Linked DNA regions of Mus musculus: all the other regions are linked to region 3. A link is a loop called in an ENCODE intact Hi-C map of the cell type or tissue named here. Cell type or tissue: heart. All regions are shown on one strand.

Evidence for each region. A loop is a pair of places that touch in the nucleus more often than their neighbours do. Peaks named below come from ENCODE experiments on the same cell type or tissue, not always from the same donor. Only the 100,000 strongest peaks of a DNase experiment are listed, where the experiment ranks them.
Region 1: it touches region 3 in a loop (3-fold over the local background); 9 of 42 quality-filtered maps call a loop at or near these places.
Region 2: it touches region 3 in a loop (12-fold over the local background); 3 of 42 quality-filtered maps call a loop at or near these places.
Region 4: a loop joins it to region 3, with 2.1 times the contacts of the local background. A loop is called at or near these places in 9 of 42 quality-filtered maps.
Region 5: a loop joins it to region 3, with 3 times the contacts of the local background. A loop is called at or near these places in 12 of 42 quality-filtered maps.

What each region holds. Positions count from the first base shown.
Region 1 is chr1:138,326,583-138,330,582 of GRCm38, reverse strand. No RefSeq gene overlaps it. Among named protein-coding and RNA genes, the nearest start is that of Atp6v1g3, 55 kb to the right of the region's middle. In heart, a CTCF peak has its summit at 2,150 (motif pointing left); no DNase peak of the experiment used is centred here.
Region 2 is chr1:138,345,226-138,349,225 of GRCm38, reverse strand. No RefSeq gene overlaps it. Among named protein-coding and RNA genes, the nearest start is that of Atp6v1g3, 73 kb to the right of the region's middle. In heart, no CTCF peak of the experiment used is centred here; DNase peaks (open chromatin) are centred at 605 and 2,115.
Region 3 is chr1:138,617,801-138,621,800 of GRCm38, reverse strand. It overlaps Nek7 (NIMA (never in mitosis gene a)-related expressed kinase 7), which reads left to right and starts at 2,044. Exons shown (of 10, transcript NM_021605.4): 1 at 2,044-2,249. In heart, CTCF peaks have their summits at 1,569 and 3,642; DNase peaks (open chromatin) are centred at 1,560, 2,080, 2,520 and 3,650; H3K4me3 peaks cover 2,756 bases; H3K27ac peaks cover 2,671 bases.
Region 4 is chr1:138,556,612-138,560,611 of GRCm38, reverse strand. The region is part of intron 2 of Nek7 (NIMA (never in mitosis gene a)-related expressed kinase 7); the gene reads left to right. Among named protein-coding and RNA genes, the nearest start is that of Nek7, 61 kb to the left of the region's middle. In heart, a CTCF peak has its summit at 2,107 (motif pointing left); no DNase peak of the experiment used is centred here.
Region 5 is chr1:138,504,640-138,508,639 of GRCm38, reverse strand. All of the region lies in intron 7 of Nek7 (NIMA (never in mitosis gene a)-related expressed kinase 7), which reads left to right. Among named protein-coding and RNA genes, the nearest start is that of Nek7, 110 kb to the left of the region's middle. In heart, no CTCF peak of the experiment used is centred here; a DNase peak (open chromatin) is centred at 1,509; H3K4me3 peaks cover 307 bases.

The DNA of each region.
Region 1 (4,000 bases), 290 kb after region 3:
AATTATACCTAATATCATCATCATTACTAATATTGCATCTCTCTTTTCATGACATCCCTGTATATAACAGGTCTCTAACAGATAGCACAGTCCTTCTCACTCCACCTGTCCCAAGACCTCTGCTGGTGTCCATCTGCTAGACTCCTGTCTCAGATCTACCAGTTGGAGGCCAGACCAGTCCATATAATGACTTCCCGGCCAGTCAGGGATACGTAGCAAAATCCTATCTCAAAATCAAGCAAAGCCAACCAGTGAAACCAAGAGAGCATATTTATGTATTATTTATATTACAAAAAAGAAAATAATTCAAAGGTAGTGCAGAGAGTTTACATCTATACCACATCTAATGGTGTCGCCCGTCACTTGGGACAGCTAATGAATAGACATCACTGCGTTATCCAATCAAGTTCATTCAGATTCTTTTTCTTCTGAACTATAGTCCCCCCGCCCATCTCCTGTTCTAGGATCCTATCCAAGACATGTCATTTCTCTATCAAGGTTCCTACACATCCTGCTGGTTGTGAATGCTTTAGCTGTCCATTACAATTGTGAGGAGTTCCCGTCTTTCGTACACTGAACTTCAGGAGGGATTTATATGATATCCTGACTAGCTCTGAATTGTGTGTTTGAGGGGAAAGACTAGTGAGAAGATACAAGGCAGGTTGGCCTGACCTGTCACCACCCCTGCTCACCCGAGTTTTCTATGCCCAACTCCTCTGTCCACACTCTGGGATTTGGAAGAAAGTCGCCATGCACAAAGCACAGTGAATGAGAAGCATTTGTACCGCACACACTGTGAGGTCTGCACCTCTGAGACTGCTCAGGGTTCCTGAACAAGACACTACACACTCACTCATTTCTCCCAGTTCATTCTGCTACTGAGGACCCATCGACACTTATTTTATATTTGGATTTCATCACGTTTTAGATTAAGGGAAAAATCACTGATTGCCTTTTGACCACCCCTCTCATCCACATAGCTCGTGGCATGTGCCACCATAGAGACCACATTCCTGGCATGGGGACAGGTATTCTTAAACACCCACTCTGTAATTTGTTGGTTTCTTAGACTGTTACTTTATCATCTGGAATGCCTTTGGACATACCTTAGAGCTGATTTCATGCCATTGCTTGAATCTTAATTCAGTGACTGGCCTTAAACACCGACTCTTATTCACTTCCTTTGCAGTTTGGGTGTAAATCTCTTCCTTGCAGTAGTTAGCGCACTCCTTGATGTTTGTTTGCCTGTTGGTCTTTGTGACTATGTTGTGAGGTTGGTGGGATTCCAACTATTTTTCCCTCCTTTCTCTTTCAGTTTGAAGCAGTTGTGTGCAGAATATACCTGGTTCTAGGGACAAAGAATATGGCTGTGCTCATCAAGAGAGTTGAGTTTTTAAAGTATTTACTTGAGTCCTTTCTAGAGAAGTGACACACAGGATTTGCCATTCATGGGATATGTACTATGCGATTCTTACTGTTTTGTTTTGTTTTGTTTTGTTTTGTTTTGTTTTGTTTTGTTTTCCCTTCCTGCAAAGATGTTCCTTTTTTGATCATCTGGACTTCCATGCACAGGAGTATCTATAGATCAGGCACTTGTCCAATGACTGGCTAAAATCGAGGACAGGCTTTCCCACAGAGCAGAACTTATTCCCACAGTGACTGTGGTTTCAGTAGTAGTAGACTGCCCTAACCAACTTGACCAAATAGCTACGCTACAAAAGAGGCAGGCAGGAAGTCTAGCAATATAGACATTCACTTTGTGGCACACAAAATACACCCTGTGTTGACACAAACAAACTGCCTTCACCATTTTGACTGTCAAGTAGTCAAGAAAAATATTTAAGTCAGTTTTGAAGCAGTCAAATTGGCCAGCAAGCCTATCTGCCATTCCCCTCTCCTCCCTCTGTATGAAGCCTCCCGATTTCCCTGGCTGGTGTTTTAGAAGCAGACGCGTTTTTCCTGCCAGAAGAGGATGCGTTCTTTCTCACAGAAGCTTAATGAAATAGCTGTTACATCATATAAATCCACTTCCTAACACCCCGTGTCAGACTATCAAATCAGTTAAGGAAAATCCTCATCTTTTTTTCTCTTTGAAATTATGGATAGGCTGGTCGGGTTCCAAATTCAGCGAGTTCATATCGCCATCTAGTGTTCAAAATAGGATTGTCCGCACAAACGAAGGAGAAAATTTTAATACTCCATCCGGCTGCAAAAACCAATCTTATCTGAGTTGTTTGAAAGGTTCACTTGGCTGATCCGGTTTGGTTTGGAGCTACTACTCACAGTTAATTTGATATTTATGTTTTGATAGGACACCACACTACTGAGTGAAATTGTTGATTACAGTTTAGCTTGGAAACATAGCTCAAATCACAATCAGAAACAGTGATGCTTTTTCCCAGTATAAGGACAAATGTATCTCAGATAAAGCCAACTACTGTGGACGGCGAATGACAACGTGGCAACTTAAGACGAAGCAAACTTCTTCCCAGCAGAAACTAGAGGAAGCGAAAATAAGACCTGAGCAGGGGCGCCATCTTACTTTGTGTTTCTGAAACAGTATTTGGGTATTAGGGAAGGAAGATACAAAGCCCAAACTGTTCACTGAGCAGCAAAACACAACTCACAGATAGCAAAGATACTTTATTTCCGCAAGCAAGCAAGCCTCAAGTCTGACTGTTTCAACCGTGGTTGCCCTCAATCCTTGCATAAAAACTGGACTCGTATATCTAGAAACGGATTTGCAGTTGTTGAGGAAAATACACACAGAAGCGTTTTTGATGAAGGCACAGCCTGTGGAATAGTTGTAATTTTAGAACTGGATATGGCAATATTTTCTGTTTCTTCATACACCGAGGAGTTGAAGGCACTGTTAATCCACTTCCGGCCACACTGAGATGGCTCTGGCGTCCCGCTTTACAGTGAGTGGCAGAGCTGATTCTGTCTCAGAACTTCCACAGCACTGCACTCACTCGTTCCCTCCTGGTGGAGTTTTGCAGGCTTGGATAAGAGACAGGAAGAAAAATAGACAGGATGGGAAATGGGCAAACGGGGCGAAAGGAAGAAACACCCCAAGGTGACTCAGGGTGTCTGCCACAGACACATGCTTTATGCAAAGTTTAAATCAAGCCTTTTAACCCATACAGTCCCAGTTCCCTACAGAATGCAAAACTGTTTGCCACTTTTGGCAACAACCTAGCTTTAATGAAGCAACTCTAAACAGACTGTTAGTAAGTAAACTGTGAATAAAAATTGCCGTCGAGTTGATAAAAATTCAGACAGGTGATTTATTATAGGAGTGACTTTGTTTTTGGTTACAACAAATCCTATACGATCCAGTTTTTAAATTTTTTTCTTATCCATGCTGGTTCACTTTGCTAATTGTTTTTTAAACATTGTTAGCTGTACAAATTTGTATTTTATAAATAACTTGCAACAAGTAATTAGCACACGTTGTAATATGATGAAAGATAGGTAACATTTTTGGTTTATGCCCTGTGGACCATTCATCTAGTCACAAGCAGCTTTCTCATTATAAATGTTCTGAGCATGACTACCCTCTGATGAAATCTGTTCCTTCCCCCTCCCTACCCCAGACTCACATTTCCGTGGATGGGAAAGCTGGCTTAAAACTGAACTATTTATGACTTAATCTACCTGCACTTTGAGCTCTTCAGGCCTTATTGGTAAGCAATCACAGTGCCTCGTGGCTCAAGCTTGGTGACAGAAATGATGAGGCTCACGCTGACAGCCCTGCCTGGCTGCTGCTGGCTGCTGCAGTGTTCCTTGCCCTTGGCAAAGAGTTCTACAAAGAGCAAGAGAGAGGGAGTACCATACACCCTGTTTGCCAGTTTGCATATTTCCCCACACTCTCACAATATAGGTAGCTGTGGGCAGAGCTTGCAGCTTTGCCATTGTTTCTGGCTTTGAACTGAGTGTTTTGTTCCAGGCCATTTTATTGGGTGGGTTCCTGTGGGCATTATTTTAAGTACTGGAGAAA
Region 2 (4,000 bases), 270 kb after region 3:
TGTTTGTGTTATGATAATCATTTGTTGAAAACAGCAAATATGTCAAAAGAGACCTTATGCTACAAATACTTGCCATAAATGTTGGAAACAGCATAGAGATATTGTTTGATACACGGTATGTTGGCAGTATTGTCTGTCACATGGCTCAGTTGAACTCTGTGATATTTTTGCTTATAAAACTTTGCTAAAGATTTCTGTAAAGTATCTCTTATACCCCCCCTCCCCCGCTCCAGTGAGAGACATGAGCCAAACACTTAGACATTAGGCAGCATACATAAACACATATCAGACAGACTAGGGACAAACCAGAAAGTAGAAGCTACCTAAGACCAATGTATTTTTCCCTGCACAAAGAGGATTTTCTTCCGGTGAGGTAAAGGTGAATGCAGAGTGTTTGCAAAATGCCCTGAGACCGTCAGAGCAATAGCACAAGGAAGTAAGTACCTATCAGATTGGGTATAATACCGTCTTCCCAGGGCAGTGACTTAGAAAGAGAGGGCTTGGGACTGTTAAAGGGGTGTGCGTGGCAGGATGTGGTCAGCTGGCTTTTGTGCTCTTTGTAGACTCTGTGAGTCAAGTGTGAGTCATGTCATGAGAAGTCTGTGTGGAATCTAACGAACAGCCCCAGGGAATGGCAGGAACCCAAAAGCAAAGCGTGTTCATGGGGGAGCTGAGTTCTACTTCTCATGGAGAAGCTAGTGAGTAAGGGCCAGAAGCCTCGCTGTGACCTGTCCTTCATCTGTACAGTGAGCAGATTAACCTCCATCAGCAGGAGGCCTGATGTGTTTGACTTTATGTAAGTGTTGGGAATCAATGAGGAAAATCTAAACAATAGTATCCAGGAGACTAAGCACAGCTCACCACACTGAGGTCCGAGCTAGCTGACTGAGGGGTGTTGACTGTTTCTGAAAAAAAAAATGGTAGTACCTGTAATTATTAACTGATTTATTTTTTTTCTCCCACTAGAGGAGACATCATCACGAAGTAGGAAGATGTAAAGCAATTAGAAATATTCTCTGGCACCGTGTCAGCAGCCCTCCTGGCTCGTCTTCTCTAATTAAATATGAAATGTTGTAAAGTGGCTCATTCTTGCAAGTTTTCTCTTTTATTTCAATGGTGTCCATACACACTAGAAGAAAGAAAAAAAAACCCATAGGCATAAGGGTTCAAATTGACCAATCTGTAGATGCTCAGAATTGAATTTGGGTGAAAACAGTTCTAAGTTTCCAATAATTCAATATATTTCTTTTAACATTAGCTAGAAATGGCCATGTAGTTCAAGATGCCAAATGCACTCAGTATGGAGGGAGGACACTGATTATTTTAATGGATTTGTTTAAAAATGTATAGTGTTTTCTGCTTATTCAGGAAAAAATCTAACGATTTCATTCACTATCAGGAAGAAAAAAAGCAATGCATATGTTATATATTTATATACCCACAATAGATCACAACCACAGAAGTAGTCAATACCATGGATGACAGCTGGACACAGCTACATAACTGGTGAAACAGAATACCCTGCAGAGTGAAGTTGCTCAGACTGGAGACTGATGCTCCTGTGTGAGAATGGCCCTTCCTCCTCCAGTAGAATTCTATTAGCTATAAAATAATTTCTGAAAAAAAATTATGTTTGAAATTTATGGAACTTAAGTTTTTAAAATTTTCCCACTTGCTTTTACATCAAAAGCAAATCATAAGCTAAATTTATTGAGGTTAGATTTTTGAATTTTGAGAGGAGAATACTGCTATGGAGTAAAATTTAGTTTTGTGTAAATCTCAAAAGTTGAGGGGTTATTTTAAAGAGCATGGCTATAAGGAGTGTTCCATGAGCAGTTTGATGGGGAATGCCCATTGCTACATATTGCAGGAGAAAGACTTTTGGAGTTAACATCTGTTTCTTCATTCAACTTTTACCTTAAAAAAAACCAACCCACTAGTTTTCAGAAGGGGAACCAGGACGCATGTGCCTGTGAATTAATGCAACTTATTCTCATCATTCGCTATTGCTGTGAATCTTCCCAAAGTAAGCGAGCATCCACAAGCGCTGAGGAAGAAGTCATAGAGTATCGAGTGTCTTTGTTTTCTTCCACCTAGCTGGAGGAAGGCTGGCAAGCTCTCAGGATCAGGCACTCCCTCAAGATTGCAAGAGCTTCCTGGCTTGATACTGGCCAGAAATAACACCACAGAATGTTTTTTTACAATTCTACTTTTGGGTAAAAACAGGAAAGGGAGAGGCAGGTTGAAATTAAATTTAAAAATAATAAGATGGATATGAGCAGAAAGAAAATATAACCTTTTCTTTTCAGTTTGGGAAAAAATAAAAACGAACTCTGATCATCCAGATTGTTCACTTACGTGCTTTTGAGTAGGGGGATTATGGAGTGCTTTAAACATGTTCCAGGATTTCTCTTTACTTTTTCCCCACACGTGGGCTACTGAGCTAAGCTGACCGTTCCTCACTCACCTCTCGGACCTGGTAGTCACTCCACTGGAAAGACTCTCTGCTGTCTCAAGTGCTCGGTCGGAGCAGGCGAGGTGCTTGCACACTAAAGGGCCTTTGCATATTCTCAGGACTGAAACAATTGTTAATATTTGTAGTTGGCTATTACATTTCCCATCCCCATCCAATCAGTGGTTACTAAACATGGATCATTTATATAACTGCAAATGCTATGCCAAAGCGCTAAATCTAACATTTGACGGGCAGAAAAAAAATATTGTTATTGAGTACAACGTTATTTTTCAAACTCTGAAGGGGATAGCAGAGTAATATGAGGAGAACTCCCGATCTTTTGTCTTTCCATGCTTTCTTTCCGGTGTCCGTTGTCAGAGTGAAGGATAAACATTTTTTCCCCGTTTCAGACTATTGTGGTATCCTCCTGGATTCCCTTTGAAACGGTCCCCACTTCCCTCTGACACCATTGCTATCCTCTACCCAGCAGCGACCGTGGACCAGCAGCGGCACACGGCAGTAAACGCTCAGCTTTTTCTTCAAGGCTTTTCTAATTTTTAATTAAAAAGAAATGCTAGATTCTTGCTGATCACCCAGAGTGTGACTCTCCATGGTTACCTGTCACTCAAAGAGCTCCCGCTCTGAAGAATGCTAATTAGCCCCGCTAAAGCTCTGTAATTGAACTGGAGAGATGACTGAGGAAGTGCAGGTCTGCCTTCATTCAGAGCCCGCCTTGCCATCTAAATGGATGGAGCCATCCTGACAATGTGAAGACATAAAGGGAGAAGAGGAGGAGAAAGAAAAGCAACAACATTCCATCTGCCATTTTTTACTCTTAGTTTTTAAAGTAATTATCAAGATGTAACCTGGATACCGGAGTATGAATAACAAAAAAAAAAAAAAAAAAAAAAAAAAAGGTTTTCTTTAGCCTTCAGAGAATGAGCCTCACGGCCACCTGCTTGACAATGCTCCCTATCGTAGTGAATGCACTGAACTGTATAAAGATGAATCATTTGAAACAAATAGACGCATTAGGACATCAATGTGGATAGCCAGAGTGATGTTAGGCGGATGCTTGGGAGAAAATAGATTTCATTTGAATCGGGGTAGGATTCGGATCTGATAGTTGACCTTGCAGGAATGCTTGGTTATTTTTGGAGTACAGGAACAGAAATCTGTGCCATTGCAATGTCCCTCATACCTACCAGCTTGGTGTTCAGATCCCATCCGTGAGCTAGAAAACCTTAACCCATCACTGAGTTAGAGAAACAAAGCTGGTGTGGACCTGTTCTAAAGTTTTCATCTCCTCTTAGTCTGGTTTTTAAATATTCAAGTGACAAATCTGAAGTCGACAAGGGATAGTCTAGTTGACATGATAGGACAGCCCGTTTAATATTGTCACGGAATTGCGGCTTGGACATGCTAGGACCTTAACATATGAGAATTAAAATATTAGCCACATTGAACTCTAGCAGACTTTATTGGAGCCAAGAACAGTCTGCACACTGGGATCCTGTGATTGAGGGCTGTGCTCATAATCAGGGG
Region 3 (4,000 bases):
GCCATGAAGCCTTTACAAGTAGAAAAAAATAGGACACATTATTACGTAAGTTTAATACTTTGGACATCATATAACACCAAAAGCATTCTTTCTAGATAAAGGCTTTGCAGCCACTAAGCATGTATGAGCTGACTTTTGCCCAATTTGACCCTCACTCAGTGTTCGGTAAGTATAGTGTTTGCTTAGCAGTGTTTGCTTGTAAGTATAGCTTGTACAGACTATTCAGCGTGTAGATAAATTGGCAGTGTGCTTAAATCGGGGTACCTATCAATCTACATTTTCTAAACTGGTAATAGCAAAGCGAATAAGAACAAGCTCTGATCCATCGTCTGGTACCTCGGGTCTTTTAGTTTTTCCTAAAGTTATGCCTATGCATGGAGTACCACTGTGGCTGATTTGGTGTGATGTGACCTATGATATAGGCCAAATGCCAACTTATTGGCTTCATCCTAGCTTCCTCTCATATAGCACATTCAATGCAGCAGAAAACCTTGTTGGCTCTATCATGGAAATGTATCTGGGGTCTGTCTGGTTTTGCTAGCATTCTGGTCTAAGCCTGATCAGAATGTGTTACAGATACCATTATGTTTCCTTTTAAACTTCCAGTTTCTTCACCCTCCACTTTATTCTTCACAGCTCTGTTGTCTCTCAACTTACACCTGCAATGAATTTCCATTTCATTCAGAATAAAAATTAAGAGTTCGAAGTTCCACATCTGATAGTTCACCCTTTCTTACTCCACCAGCCTCTCTCCCTTGCTCACTAAGTTGGATCCTACCTGCATAGGCTTACTGGCTGTTTCTCCAACATGGCGAACCCATGCCTGACAGGGTAACCTTGCATTTCCTGGGTAAAACAGTCTACTTCCTGACAGTCACATGGCTCCTTTTCTCACATCTTCAGGTCTCTGCTCAAATTCCAAGTGACTTTCCCTGATAAACATGTTTAAAGGAGCACTCACACCCCGAGCTTTGTTTCTCTATGAAATAGATATAAAAGACATTAGGTAATTTGGACTTCCTCACTGAAGCTAAGTTTTATGAGAGCAGGGCTCTTGCACGTAGCTGATTGTAGAACTCCACCTGGCAAATCTGTACCGATTAAGCACTTGCCCCAACGTCACCTCTTGAAATTTAATTTTCTTACTAAAATTAACGTTTGCATTCTTTTCTAATTATATTTCACATACTTGCATTCGTGTGTGTGTCACATTGCAGTACGGATGTCAGAAAACAATTTGTGGGTCCTGGGAATCAAACTCCTGAGTCATCTTGCTGGCCCAAACTTTCTAAATCTTGCTTCTATTGTTTTAATCCATTTGAGCTATAATACCGCTTTTTCTTGTTGTTGTTTTTTGGCTCTATTCCCTTGGCAGGGGAACGAAACCAGAAAAAGGCCTACTGATATCAAATGGTTAAGATCTGTGCTCAAGCACGCTGTTGTATGTCATCGTCTGTTTCTAAGGAGAGGCGTTAAGGCTGACTTCCAAGAAAGACCACGATAAGTTAAGCGACTGGCCACTGAATGATTAGCATCTAGGTATGACAGACTCTACACTGCCTCCTAGCTGTTCGCTCCATTCGTTCAAATCTGGTTAGTGGAACAGTAGGAATCAAAGCTTTGCTTTTGAAAAGCTCCATGTACTAGGGAGAGACCCATATTGCAAATATGTGACGTGTAAACGAATTTATCTAATGTAATATTTTTGTAATGCCACTTTGTGAGTGTGCCTGTATCCCAAAGATTCTGCATACCTACCAACTAGTTCAACTTTCGGAAGGGTCCTGAAAAGCTTTCTTAAAACTGGGACGCTAAAGTCTAGATTTGCTTAGCCAGACTCCGGGAAAACTCTCGTTTGCCTGCACTGACACCATGTAGAGGCAGCTTAAACTACTTGGTAAGTGGGATCAAAAAACTCCGATCTGGAGGCAGGGGTCGACCGCCGTAAGCGAGGCACACCCCAGTTCTCGGGAAAGTGGTAGCGTGGGCTCCGGAGCAGGGTGCGGGCGCGGGGAGGGGCCTGCGGCGGCCCGCCCTCTCCTCGGGGATGCCGGGATGTTTACCCTCCTGACAGCCGCGGCCGCCGGAGGAGGAGCGGAGCCGGGAGGATGGGCCGCCGCTAACCTCGCAGTGGGAAGCGCGGGCCGAGCAGGGTGGGAGCCGGCGCCTGCAGTGGCGCGGGGAGAGGCGATCGGCCCCGGATCCCGCAGCCCTGCAGCCCGCGTAGACCGAGCTGCCCCGGCGCCCCGGTGAGTATGTACGGCCCGGCCGGGTGGGGCCGGTGCGGGGAGCGGGCGGGCCGCGTGGGGCCTCGGGCTCTCGTGCCTCCGAGGACCGCCCGGGACGCCTGCAACTGGCGGAGCGTGGTGCAGGCCGCTGGCTGCAGGAGCTCAGAGTCCGGGCGCTTCGACCCCAGGAAGCTCCACGACGGTGGTGGTGGCGGCAACAGGTCTCCGGGCTCCGACAGGAGGAACTCCAGCGAAGACCCGCCTCCGGGCTGAGCTCATTGGTCACCTTGGCTATTTACAGCTCGAGGATTGGCTCAACCGATTCGGCTGCAGCCCAGTTTAGAAAAGTGAAGTTCACGGACCGGGGAGTCAGTCGAGCGTGAGTGGTGGGGTAGTCAGGTCGAGGTCCGATTGAAACCGATCCAGGGCTGGGATGCAGCAAAGTATGAGCTGAGTCCCAGTGGGGCGAAGGTGAAGTTAGGCCGTGGAAGATGCTGCTAAGCAATGTCGATAGCCTCCGCCTGGTGCTAGAGGCCTTGGAAGACCCACAAGAGATACATTTATTGACTCACATACTATACTCGAATAGCCTAAGTCTTTGCCCGCGCTAAACACTAAGAATATATTTACTTTAAAGTAAGATATGTTTTGTGCCCTTTACAATTCTGGTGATGGAACTGAATATAGCAAAAACAATCTAGAGATGTAAAGGACTTTTTTTTCTTTTTGAGATTACTAACTTTAAAGGTTGTAATTGGATTCAATGCCCGCAGTTTATAGAGCATTATTAGGACCACTCTTTAGTTTCTCCTCCAAGGAATCTGCAGTTCCCGGGAGGAACTGACGTTCATGACGGTGTGCTTTGATAGAGTTGCTTTACAGAATAATGTTCCGAATAAGCTTATTATAAATCTGTTCTCTTCTAGACGATGGGATGTTGATGTGATCCAAGAAAGGTTTAGTACTCATACTCAAAAATTTATAGTTTGGGACAACCGGACAAACTCTGAAAATGATGAATAAAAGATAAAGCCTGCAGTGCTTTGTAGCATTTCTCACTAGTATTCATGGCTGCAGTATTTCGTGATGGCCAGTGCACTTTATTGAACTAACATGCAACCTAAGCAGTTATTTCATCTTCACAGCTATCTGCCACCACTCCGAGAGACCCGGACCATAATTTGCTTTACATCCCAAACCGTTGCATCTTCTGCTTCGGCTGGCGAGGGGTAGGGGCGTGTGGAGGGAAACTTTACTTCTTAGAGGGTCAGAAAAATGGATGATGAGAGGAGGGCCTTTGGAGAAAGTGCAGAAGGGACAGACTCTGGGGCGGAGTGGAGGGGAATCTGGACCCAGTGACCATGCAGTCCTCAGATTCCACAGTAAGGTGGGAGTCCCCGCCCTTGAGGGCACTGACAGCCATTGCAGCCAGTGAACGGCGAGGACACCCGGCCCCAGCTCAGGAGGGCGGGTACTTCCTACCGCTGCCCTGAGCTAGGCGAGGGAGGCCAAGTTTGTCTGAGGATGTGGGCCGGTGGAAAGAAGGGTTGAGAGGCTCAGTCTTGTGAAATTACTGCATTAAAAAATAGAGGGAGGGAGCTCTGGTTTTCTTTGAGCCCTGTGCTGACTTTCAAGATTCGGGCTCAGGTTGAAGTCACCGCTTCCACCGAAACCATAGGAGATAAGAAACGAACCTGGTCAGCAAATTAAATATAGTCCGTGACTGACTGGGGCTTTTGCCCGAGATCGCCTGAAACTGAAAACCAAGAACT
Region 4 (4,000 bases), 61 kb after region 3:
TGTTTCGTTTGCTCATGTGGGCATTTTCCTTAGCTCTTCTTATTAAGCTAAATCTTGTGAGAAAGGATACATTTACTTTGGACACTGCTGAGCTCTTATTTTTTTTTTACTTGTAGTAAGGCTCAGGTAGATACAGAGTTGAAGCCAATCAGGATGCCCTTAAAAGGACCATGTTTAATCATTCTCAAATATATATATTTAATATACGTTGTGTTGCTATGTTCTCTGTACTTGAGTTTTCAGTGTTGAGAAAAACCATTTAGAGCAAGAATACTTTTGCTTTCAGGATTGGCTCTATCAAGTCTATCTGTAACTTTGTAACGGTCTTAAGTTACACGATCAAGATTGTTATAAGCAAATGGTATTAGCTCTACCTAGTTTAATGCCATCTCATCCGATGATGAGACACTGAGACACCATTATTACACCGTTCCTAGCAAAGACAATAAAAGAACACCTCTAAAAATTAGGGAGTTCATGTTGTGATTCTGAAGTTCACAGTTTTGGCTGGTCCTGTGCTTCAAAGAAAAAAAAAATCCCCTTTTTTTTTCTTTTTTTTTTTTTTTTTTTTGCCTCCTACTGACTTGCCAACCAAGAAAGGTCGGGGCGGCAGTAGGAGGCAGAAATGAAAGTAATTGTTTTCTTATGAGACACTAGGCTGCCACACAGTCTAAATTTCAAAATCATAGACCGGTTCTGCATCTCTTTTCACACCAGTCCTTTCGTTTCTGCCTCCTGCTGTTGCTCCTGTGTGGGTGGACCGACCACTTTCCCTGTTGGAAACAGGCAAGTGTCATCCCAGGCTTGGCTGCCTTGTGGCAGGCATATGGGGGGAAGGGAGGGGCTTTCCCCTTTCCTCCCCTCTGCCTTCAGACTGATGGTGTGAGACAGCGAAAGAAAGATTACCTGACAAGAGCTTATAGGCGTTATTGCTTATTAAGTCTTTGAGAAATGTTCCTGCTCTCCGTAGCATTTTAAAAGACAGGGAAGGACAGCCTGGGCTTAGGGTTGACAACCTCCCTTTGTTTTGTTCCACACCATTGGTCTGAATAATGGGGGTGATATGGTAACATATGGTTAGCCCAGTGACCCCTTCACTTTTGTAATGCTAATGGCAGCGTGGACACAAACAGAAACCTAAAGAAGTCAGCCTTCTGTGTGTCGCATGGACACCAGGTCTGATGGAGTGATGAGCAGTGTATGTTCTTAGCATGGCTCTCCTCTTCCTTACTCGAGAGGCGCCTATAAGCCCACACATAGCCTGGGACCTGTGCTTGCATTTTTAGTATGGTATGAAGCCCTTTGTGTTTAAGGTTTAGAATATGGAACTTGTGTGTTTTTATTTATTTATTTGTTTATTTGTTTATTTGCATTGCTGCTTCTCTAGTGAAGTTAAGGCAGATTTTTTTATTAGCTTTCTTGTTCTTCCCCCCTAGGTGGTACGCATTACCATCTAGAGAGCAGTGACTGGACATTTTATTTGATTCTTCTGTCTTTCATTACTCAGGTCTCTTGTAAGACAGTAGATTTCCCTTTTCCTCCTTTAATTCAGACTGTAAAAAACGTGGGGACAGAAAAGGTAAAATACTACAGGAAGATGACTGTTAAACAATGGAGTGTTATATTTACATTTTGGTAGAGGTTTATGACAGTTTGTGGCTATTTTCATTTTTAGATTTTAAATGAGGAGGGTTTAATGTTGCAAAAAATATGCATAATGTTGCATATTTTAATTCTAAAATTATATAACAGTAATCAGAGTGCAATGCTAAAAATTTCTAGGGATATTAATTTAAATAATGATCATAGGCTTGAGTTGTGGGGATTTCTACTTTTTTTTTTTATAATTTGAAATATTGTAATATCTGGGCTGTCTGTGAAAGAACATACACCAGAACTACATGTAAGAAACAGCCTGTACTTTCACAGTTTGCAGAATATGACGACACAATCTTAGAGTCACTAGACATTCTTTTATGCTTCCTGGCAGCACCAACTAGTATCCACTTAGGATGTTGAATGTATGAAGTGAGCAGGATGCTGGAGTTCCAGTGCCCCTTGCTGCATGCTCAGGAGCTAACGGACTGTGGGCAGGAGGAAGGTAGCCCCCTGGTGGCTCACAGTGTGCAAAAGCGTTTGCCCACAATCCTCACACTGCCTTCTCCTCTTTCTAGTTTACCTGCCAGTTATTCTCTGAGCAGTAAGGTTTATTGCTTGCTTTGATAAATTCATGCTGTGAGGGTATTTTTAATAGGCACTGAATAGACCTTATACTTTGGGAAGTGTTTATAGCAATTTAAAGGTGATGTAGTCTTTTTCTAAGTGTTCATGTCATGTAGGTTTTGTGGATATAGGCACAGGGTGGTAAGCTGTGACTAAAGCTTTGAGGAAAGTTTTGCTTTGTGAGCCATAACTGAGCATCGTGGCCTGATCCTTCAGTAAAGCCTGGGCTTTCTCCCTAGTCACAGATTTAGTCTGGAAGATTCCACCCATCTGCCTAAGCGTCCCTTCCTTCTTGTTCTTCTTTCCTGCAATCCTAAATGTATCATCCCCTGACCTCACTGTCAGCTGGCAGGTCCTGAAATATCACACATTTCTCAGCTAGAATCCATGCACAGCAAGTCTGCCTCTAGTTACCGGATGTACCTACTGAACCGCTCTCACCTGCCGGAATTCTCACTAGAGTCAGACCCTATACGATCCCCTACTCAGTTCAGACTTTTCTAGAAAGTGATGTTTATATTAAGTCTCCATCTTCCTTTTCTTCAGTTTACAGTGTGTAAGCTTCTCCCCTTCCTTACCATGTGAGCTACGTGGGCCTCATCTTACTATCTACATTGGGAAATAATTGACCATCCTCTAATCCTTGAAACCCTTCCTTCTCCTGCCTTCCACACATCTGTTTTTTCCTCTGGTTTTACTGTCCTCCCTGCTGTCTGTCCTCCCTTTGCCTGCTGTCACCTCACCTTCAACCATCTTAATAATGGATTCCCTAAGGCTTAGTTCTTATATCTCTTCTTTGCCCATTTGTATTCATTACACGGGCTCTATTCCATTCTTAAATTTCATATACATGGCTCTCAAGAGTCATCTGAATGTGAATTCTGCTTCTCCCAAGTTCATATGCCCAACACCCTTCCCAGTGTGGGACTGTCCGTCATAACCACAGTGATCTCAAGTTGGTCCTCCCTCTACCTACCCTATCCTCATCTTCTGAAACCAGTTCTTGGCCAGCCCATCCTTTTTGCAGCTGAGGCTGAGACATCCCTGGCTTCTTCCTTTTTCTCTCACTATGCCTGACTTATCAGGCACCACTAGCTGTATGTCTAAAACATTTTTAGAACTGGGAGATTTCTTACCTCTTTCATTCCCTCCAGGGGCTCTGTTGCATTATAATGGCTCCCTCAGTGGTCTTGCTGCCTGTCCTCCTCCATCTCTTCCAGGACAGCATGAAGTTGTGCTTGTCTAAGATGTAATTTCTCATTTACTTATCCATCATTTTCATATATATATATATATATATATATACATATATATATATATATATATGTATACACACACACACACACTTCAGATATGTGTGTATGACCTTCTTTATTCATGAAGTGAAAACTGAACCTTCCTAATCATATAATACGCATTTGTTGTCATACTTTTTTTCTATAAAATCTGTTGTTTTATCATTGTCAACTTTGCCGTTAGTTTTTCTTGTTTTAGACTGTAATCTGTGTTACTAGTCTTATGGTACACACAGTAGACAATCAGTATATTTTTGAACAAATACAAACTTGGTTCCAAATCAGCCCATCTTTTTTCTTTTCAAATATCACCTTTAAATGTTTTATACATACTATATATTACACAATTATCTTCAGAGTTTCCTGAATTATATATCCAACTTCTCACATTCTCCACATTTAATGTTTTTGTTTTTGCAACTATGACCTTTCGAGAGAATAGCTTCACTCCTAGTTGCTTCTGTCCAGTAAGAATCTCTTTT
Region 5 (4,000 bases), 110 kb after region 3:
CACACACCGTCGTTCTGTCCATCCATCCATTGTGCTTTTGGTGAAAGAATGGTTTAATAGTATTATCTTAATTATTGAAAAGGAGTGATTTTCTTTCTTTTTTTTCTTTTCTTTTCTTTTGGGGGGAGGACAGGGGGGGTAGTGACACAGGTTTGTGATATGTAAATAGTTATTCCAAGAAGTTGATATTCAGGCCACGGGGCCTTCTCACTTCATCGGCAGATATGTTTCTCAGGGTCTTACCCTTTCATGCTCTGGGATAGAGGAAAAGAGAGGGGGGAAAAAAGCAACAGGAGAAAAGCCCAATTTGGAAAATCAATCCAAGATACAGATCTCACCACATTGCATGCTCCGGTATGTCATTGAGGTGGTTATCTGCTGCTTGAGGAAGTGTACTTACTAATACATAACTGCTGCGGCGAGAACACAGAGCAGCAGGGTGCACTGACGTTTGCATGGGGCGTGTGTGCCTTCATAATGACCCCAGGAGAGGAATGATGGAGAGGAGTTTTCTGCGTGCACTTTCGTAGTTGGTGCATGCATTTGTTCTGTATTCTAAAATGAGATGGATTTTTAAATCTAACTTGACTGCACCAATATTGGTGTCTATGCCAGACAAAAACTTGAACCCCCCTGGGAGAAACTGTGTTGCTGTTGTGTCATAGGACAGCCTGAAGTGGTGTTTATCTTTCAAAGGGAGACGGGCATCTCTCTGGTTCTGTGATGCTATGGGCAGAGTAAATGCATGCTTAGCGTTCGGGAATTTCACACTGGAGTCTCTGGAGTTTACCATTCGTGTTTCCCACACTGTTTCCAAGCGTGAGGCATCCTCTGATTTCAGCTCAGAAAATGAGTGTCTCTGAAGAAGGCATTACCACAGGTTCCTGTCTGGTGCCAGGTGCCACCTGTGGCCACGCACTTGTTGTCCCCACACCTTTCCTGGCTCCTCTCCATGAGTCCGTCTTTGCTGTGCCCTCGAATTGTGCGGGGCGGTGTCGGGTGTAGAGGCAGCATATGTTCTGCCAGTCCTCGAGGCCACCTCCACTGGTTTATTTTTAACTTCCAGTCCTTTCTCGACTTAAGTAATTGCTCCTTGAAGAAGCTATTATCTGTTTGAAGCTCTGCACATTTAACCTCTCAGCCACCATAACAAGTGTTTAGTTAAAACAACCACAGTACTGTAGCATAGTACAATTTGCATGTGCAGCCCTCTGCATTTCCAGCTTTTTCTGCCCGTTTCTCTTCTTTTGTGGTTTGGGGAGGTATAAACATTTTTAGTTACGGTTCACAGTCATCAGTTTAATGAGGTAACTGTCTGCTAAATGGACTTGAATTCCAGGCTGCCAGGGTGAGTCTTCTATCCTTGGCAACTTGCCTGACCAGGCAGACCTCTTTACTGATTGAAGTACGGCATCTCAGACAGCTCCTTGAAACAAGCCCTGCGTGGCTCTACTGTGGACCCAGAGCTTTAAGGATCTGCTCTGTTTAATTCCCATCTCTCAGACCTAGAACAGTGTGTGCCACAGGCAGCACCTGAACATTTGCTAAGCCAGTCAGATGACACACACAGTGACTTTGGATACTGGACACACAGTGCAGTGTCCAGAACAGAGAAGCAGTGAAATCCACTGGGTCTTCCTTCCGTGGTGTCCAAAGTGTCATCAAGAATGCCTGGCAGAATACAGATTTTATTTTCTGAATGTCTTTTACAGAAGAAATACTGATCCAGATATCCCAAGTTGACCTCAGATTATACTCGTAATAATGAAATAAATTTGGTCTCTTTCCATTCTGTCTGCCAGCAGCATTTCTGGCTGACTCATAAGTACAAAGGAGGAAATTAAAAAAGGAAATGAGTGCTTTGTCTCTCATTTATGTATTTAAATCAAACTATGGTTAAGTTGACTTGTGTCTTTTAGCTTTCCCAGCAAGGACTGTTCAAGGCATTCTCTTCTGCAGTTCACTCTGACTCTGAGAATAAAGAAGCAGCCTTGCTGGGCTGAATGGGCTTATTGCTCTTAGAACAGTCTCATTTGGCTGACCTAGAGAACAGCTCTTAAAAAGCACCATATCGTTTTTTTATCGTCTAATTTCCATATGGATTTTTAAAGAGTTTTTAACCCACATCTTAGAGATAGCTCATTTTACAAGCTATCCGTTCTCATAGTTAAGGAAAATGAATAAAAGTAGGCCAAGGAGGACCAAGCCAAAGATCTCAGTGGGTAAGCGTGCTTGCAGCCATGCCTGGCTGGCCGACTTCAGTCCCAAGACTCAACATGGTGGAAGAAAAGAATGAGTTCCTTCAAGTTGTCCTCTGATTTCCACATGTGCACTGTGATGTGTGTATATGTACACACACATACACACACACTCACACACACTCACACACACACACTCACACATACACATACACTAGATGAGTGAAAAGAAGAGAGTATAGCTAGAGGCAAAGGATGAAACACATCCCCAGCTTTTGACCAGTTCTTTGTTGCTTCCTTGATTAAAAGCACAAAGACAGAATCCAGCATCCGATCGTATAATAAAGTAAATTTCCTTATGCTAGGTTTTCTCTTTGTCCAAGTCTGCGGAGATTAAAGTGCTAAGTTTTTTAGCTAACTAACCTATTGAAAACATTCTGCATTATGGTTCATGCTAAAGAAATGTCCCCACGTTAGTTACAGCTTCCAGGATAGCACCTTGACAGCAGGATCCGTTGACATCCTTGAGCTTATTGTGAAACTTCTAAAAAACCTAGTCACTTTATTCAGAGTAAATTTTAAGGAGTATTTACTTTTTATGAAGTATGTACCATGTACGACACTTCTCATACAGCTAGGTCAGCTTGTGTCAGGAAAGGGTTTCATTTTTACAGTTGAAAGATTGTCATGGTACACTATTAGTGTAGATTAAAGAAAGGTCAGATAACATTTTCAGTTGTTGGCAGTTTTCTTCTGAAGCCGAGCCTTTTCATTTGAAAAACAAAAAACAAAAACCATCCCTCCCCTACCTACGTCTGTTACTCATGTCAGGAGGCTGAAAAGGCATAAGCATCTCCTCTTGCAGAATGCATTCTCATCTTGCCCATAACCATACATTCTTGGAAGATAAGTAGAGTTGTGCATCACGCTGCCTTGGGTGCCTCCATATGTCACAGTCTGCCTGATTGCTTTAGTATCTGGTCCTCTCACTCCATGATTCTCTTTCTTTGTACAGATGTTTAAAAAGTCACAAATTCTTCAGGCAACAGTCAAAAAAAAAAAAAAAAAAACCAACAACAAAACAAAACCAAAAAAAAACAGCTGCTATGGAGTTTATAGAAAAGATTTTAGGAAATAATTATGTCTCCACTAAGTTGAAATATTGAAAGCACAGCAGTACATTTAAATGCACTGCAAATGTTCGTAAGCCCTTTAAAAGCGTAGTTCTGTCTGTTTGAAAGAGAGGATAAGGATGTCTGTGATGTGATGGAGCAGGGCATCTTTGCTCAGCTCAGCCTGCAGTCCAGGTGGATCCAGAGCTGAGGGGCACATTAGGGAACATGTTGGAGAGAGACTCCATCCGGAGGCTCCCTCTCAGGCCTCTGGTCACCAGGGACTATACATCTGCCCATTTGCCAGTAGTGTGGAATGCAAACTTCTCTGCTGACTGTTGGAAGTGTGCTGTGGAAGGAGGTGGGTAGCATGCTTGGGTCTGTGCTGTAATATATTCTCAGGAAGCCTTTGCGATAAAACATGCAGGAACAGTTGGAAGGTGCTCATTGTTTAGATGGAGAACCAGCATTTAAAACCATAGTGCAGGGTCTGTAACTTCACGCTGACCCTCAGCAGCAGCGCTACCGAGGATGTTCCTCTCCACTAAATCGTCATTTAAAGTGTGGTTTGGAGCTCCTCGTCATTCTTTCTCTGTGCGTCCTTCACTTGCGGGGTGCTGTCGGTGAGCTGGGCTGCTGTTTCGGTGAAGGTGTTATGCTGGGCTGAGGCTAATCTCTGTAAAGTGTTAG